Regions from separate parts of the Mus musculus genome. Here region 2 is linked to region 1. Evidence: chromatin loops called from intact Hi-C (ENCODE). Cell type or tissue: left cerebral cortex. All regions are shown on one strand.

Evidence for each region. Hi-C counts contacts between places; a loop is a spot of excess contacts. Peaks named below come from ENCODE experiments on the same cell type or tissue, not always from the same donor. Only the 100,000 strongest peaks of a DNase experiment are listed, where the experiment ranks them.
Region 2: it touches region 1 in a loop (2.3-fold over the local background); 5 of 42 quality-filtered maps call a loop at or near these places.

Annotation. Positions count from the first base shown.
Region 1 is chr12:4,208,004-4,210,503 of GRCm38, forward strand. Adcy3 (adenylate cyclase 3) reads left to right here. Exons shown (of 21, transcript NM_138305.3): 15 at 574-658; 16 at 1,302-1,460; 17 at 2,191-2,337. It also overlaps a transcript of Cenpo not described here. Among named protein-coding and RNA genes, the nearest start is that of Cenpo, 25 kb to the right of the region's middle. In left cerebral cortex, a CTCF peak has its summit at 993 (motif pointing left); a DNase peak (open chromatin) is centred at 983.
Region 2 is chr12:4,130,449-4,132,948 of GRCm38, forward strand. No RefSeq gene overlaps it. Among named protein-coding and RNA genes, the nearest start is that of Adcy3, 2.5 kb to the right of the region's middle. In left cerebral cortex, a CTCF peak has its summit at 1,399 (motif pointing right); no DNase peak of the experiment used is centred here; H3K4me3 peaks cover 154 bases; H3K27ac peaks cover 9 bases.

The DNA of each region.
Region 1 (2,500 bases):
AAACTCTAAAACCCATAATAGCCCTGAAACTCCACTTCTATATACGTCTTAGAGAAGTTCATACATACATATATACCCCACGGTAGACATGCGAGAAGATCTCTAGTAGCCTCGTCATCCATATTACAAAGGACATCAGTGGTAACAGATAAAATGGCCTCTTCATGTAGCAGAGTTGTATACAGTGATGGAAGTTAACTCTAAGTCCACATAAAACTATGGTTAAAGTTAGAAAGGCACCACAGCAAGATTGTAGCCTGGTCCCATTGCTAGGGAGTCTCTTCTTCAAAATCCTACAGTGTATATCTTAGATCCTATATCTTGGATGTGTCAGATGCTAAGCATCTGAGGAACAGGTTAGTGTGAATGGCCTGTAGCCAGGGGAGCTAGGGCTGCTGTTGATTCCAAGTCCAAGCCTAGTCACATGCTGCGGAGGGGGGGGGGGGGGACTAGGAGAGGAACTGAGGTGGGGAAGCTTCTGAAGCCCCCCCCACCGTGATCGATTGATTGATTGTGAATAGCACAGCTGGAGGGGGGCAAAGGCGCACTTCACGGTCCCTCCCGTCTGTCCAGCAGGCTGCCCCTGGTGCCTTCCAAGTACTCCATGACTGTGATGATGTTCGTCATGATGCTGAGCTTTTACTACTTCTCGCGCCACGTAAGTGCCACACCCTCTTCTGTGGTAAGGGCCTCCCAGCAAGCTATCCTAGAACTCAGAAGCCCAGGCACCTAACAAGCAGCAGCTCCTTCACCTAACATGGCCCATGGGATGCACCAGCTCTGCTGTGCCCCGCTTCTTCCTCTGTCCTCCTCCAGGATGACCCTAGGCAGGCTCGAGGCCTCTGCACTCACCCGGGTATGGGTGATGGGGGTGTTCACTGAAATGCTAGCCTTGGAGTCAGAAGAGAAAGGGAAAGGCCCTAATGAAGTTCTGTTCGGTAAAGAGGAAGTATCCATACAAGGACAGTTAGCTTGGATGCCCCCAAGTGGTTTGCCAGGAAAGTACAGCTCCCTCAGATCCCTTCATAAATGGAGCTGCTAGAGATGGGGATGCCTCCTGGTTCTGGCAGAACCCTCTTTGTGACCCCTACGCCCCAGCCCAGCTTGGATCTCTACTGTATCAAGAGGCCCAGGTCCTTAATGCAACTGTGGGATGTCATTTTGATTAGGTGACTCCTTGCAGCTCTTCTGTCATTTAGTGGCCTCCTTCCAGTGTTATCCTACACGATATTCAATACCCCGTTCTAAACCTTTCCACTGGATGGCTTTAGAGCACACAGCTCACCTGACCTATGTTGTAGGTGGAAAAACTGGCCCGAACACTGTTCTTGTGGAAGATTGAGGTCCATGACCAGAAAGAACGTGTCTACGAGATGCGCCGATGGAACGAGGCCTTGGTCACCAACATGTTGCCTGAGCATGTTGCACGCCATTTTCTGGGGTCCAAGAAGAGAGATGAGGTAAGAGGATGTCATGTGGAGCTTATTCTTTCTCTGAGGAGCACTGAGTCAAGGTCCCTTTAAAACTGGGATTGGAAGTCCAAGTATGGCTGGACATAACCAGAAACAAACCAAGAGATATTCCCAGGGTCTCTGCTACACAATATTGCTGGTATGCTGCATCTCGGGACCCCCTACAGAACCAGAGTGCCCCTCCTGCCAATAACACCTTCTCAAACCAAGGTGGCTGACCACCCCACTCACCTTCCCTGGAGAGGTTTCTGTTATTGGGATGAAACACCGTGGCCATAAGCAACTTGGGGAGGAAGGGTTTATTTCATCTTACACTTCCAGGCAGGCAGTCCATCACCAAAGGCAGGCAGGACAGGGACAGATGCAGGGGCCATGGAGGAGTGCTTCTCATTCTAACCATTCAAAGTTGAGTTCAAACAGTTGAGTACACACATCCTGTGAGGCCAACCGAAGCTCCCGTAGTTCACCATCCTACCAGGCAGCCATCTCTCGAGTGCTTGGACCTTCTCTGTGAGGTGTATGCACGCGTGTATGCATGTGTTCACATGGAGGCTGAAGGTTCTTTACTGCTTGTCCCAATATGTGGAAGGAGTGTCTCTTGCAGAACCTGTGGCTCTCTGTTAGTGTGACTAGCCAGCTGGCTTCTACTCCCCATGCACTCAACCCTGGTCCTCCCGTTTGCACAGCAGTATCCCAGGCTGACCTTGCCTCTTTTTAGGAGCTGTACAGCCAGTCTTATGACGAGATTGGAGTCATGTTTGCCTCCTTGCCCAACTTTGCTGACTTCTACACTGAGGAGAGCATCAACAACGGCGGCATCGAGTGTCTACGCTTCCTCAATGAGATCATCTCTGATTTTGACTCTGTGAGTGTCCTCCTGTCAGAGCTAGCTCCTTTTGTATCACATCTCAGACAAGTTCTATACATTTCCCACGTGAGTCTTTTACAGTAACTGGGCTTCTGCGGCCATCTAGAACTCACGAGTCTGAGGGCTGAGGCAGAATCCTGGGGTGACCCTGGCAAGTTCA
Region 2 (2,500 bases), 78 kb before region 1:
GAAAGCTGGGTGTCTGCCTCGGGGGCAGGGGGAGGGCAGCCAGTGCCCTTATATACAGTACCATCTCTTTCAGGGATCAGCCATTGGCTCTGCTAGAGTATCTGTTATGCTAGTGCAGAGACCCTGGGAAGCATCCTGGTCCACACAGGTGAATTCCTGATCTCCTTCATGGTGGGCTGAGGCAATGAGCGGCTCCTCTGAGTTGAAATATTCACCCCATACATGTAACTGCCAGGGAGGCCTCAGCTGACCTCCTACCATCTTCCAGGACCCACAAGAAAGAACACACCACTGACTGAGAATTAGGGCAGGCTTGGGCTGTGCTGCAGGCTTTTCTGTTGCAGGCCATGTGGCTCTAGGTACCTATGATGCATGCCTTGTAGGCCCAATCAGACCCTCCCTTTCCAACCTGGCAGGCTCTTGTCCAATTGTAAAGTCACTGGGAACTGTGAACGGTATCTACCCGAGGGTCTGTCTTGTTGGTAGATGTGGTGCCTGGCAGAGCTGGCAGAGGATGAGGCCAGCTCTTATGGTTTCTCCAATGTCCACTTGGCTCTTAGAGCAGGCAAACAGGTTCCTATACCAATTGGTAAGGCACCCTGGAGGATTCTGGAGGACAATGAGTGGATAGCAAGGAAGAGGCCAGCACTGTCTATATGGAGCCCTCTCCCTTTGCAAAACTAGGTGAAGGGGCTGGACAGATGGCTCCGTGGTTAAGCACACTGACTGCTCTTGAAGAAGACCCAGGTTTGGTTCCTAGCACCCATGTGGTGGCTCAATCTGTCCCTAATTCCTGTGTCCAGAGATCCAGTGACTTCTTTTGGCTTCTTTGTGCACTGGGCATGCACACAGCATAAACACACGCACAAAGCATAAACATACACACACAGGGGCCGAATACTCATATGCAGAAAATATAAATAATTCTTTAAACAGTCAGGGTGGAGAGTGGGGCTGGGACATTGGCAGGACTGGAAGGCCTAACAAGGAAGCTCAGGTCAGGGTCCAGGCATATGATGTGCCCTTGACACACAACGGACTAGAGAGGAGCCCAAGGGTTGGAAGACTCAGAGATGTAATATGAGTGTCCTTGTGTCAAAACAAATCCCATGAGGTGTGGTGGTACACCCTTTTAATCCCAGAATTTAGGAGTCAGAGGCTCCTAGATTTCTAAAATGAGGCCAGCCTGGTTTATGAAACAAGTTCCAGGACAGCCAGGGTTACATGGAGAAATCATCTCAAAAAACTAAACTAAACTAAACTAAACTAAGTAAGTAAGTAAGAAAGTAAGTAAATAACTGGTTTTAAAAAAAAAAAAAGTTTTTTGCTTGCCTGTGTGTATGCGCAGTGTGTATGCATTTCTGGAGTGTCTGTTGCTCGCAGAGGCCAGAAGAGGGTGCCAAATCTCCTAGAACTAAAGTTATAGATTGTGAGCCACTCAGTGTGGGTGCTGGAGACCGAACCTGGATCCTTTGTAAGAATAGCAAGTGCTCTTAACCACTGTAGGCACTGGGACTGAACCTAGACCTTGTATAAGGAATGTCCTCTAGCACTGAGCTGCGTCCCTAGCAGTTCAGGTATACCTCACTTAATGGTTTTCTTTTATGAGACAAGGTCTCACATAGCCCAGGCTTCAGACTTGCTGAGCAGCTCTGGGTGACCTTGAACTTTTGATTGTGCTGGGATCTCAGGCATTTAATACCTCTGGTTTGCAATGCTGGGATGCAGGCCTCTTGGATGCTAGTCAGAAACTAACATTCACAGCCTAGCCACTAGCTTTTCTCCCCCCCCCCTTTTGAAAATCAATGAATTCCTTTGTTAAAAGTAAAAACCACATCCTTTATCGTCATGTAACAAGTTGCAATAAATTCCTGGACCCCAAACAACTTAAACTGATGGGGCTGGTGCTTTGTACAGAGTTCACCCTCCGCCTCTATTTGAAGTTAGTTATTGTGCTTTGCCTTTCTAATCAAAGCCCTGGAGAGTGTGGGCTGAGGCACGTGGGAGGGATGGGGAGTGCAGGGTGGGGGGTACTGATCTTGTCAGACAATTTGAGGGACACCCATACACACAGCAATGGAAGACCAATTAAGTGATGGACTATTCCCTGGGTGTTGTGAATGTATGCCTGAAGTTCTAAATGGACATCTATCCCTGAGTGACAGGGCATCCCTCGCTAGCTCCCCATCCCCTGTGTCTGTTTTTCTTCTCTCATCTTTAGCTGCCCCCAAAGCTTGATCCCTTAATGCTGAGGGCTGTCCTCAGTCCCTTGAGCACATTTTCTTCTAAAACGACTTTCACTCCTAACAAGGTGTTCTGTCAAATTCAAGGAAAATAATTGATGCTACGGCTTAGGAGATGGACAGGTCCAAAAGGAGCATTTGCTTCTTTAAGGAAGAACTCAAATACATCCCAATTGGTTGGATGTGCACTGGAGATCTTCGTGAAGCAAGGCCTCTTTCAGGTCCACGTGCCAGGCACCAATCAAGCTACTTCAGTC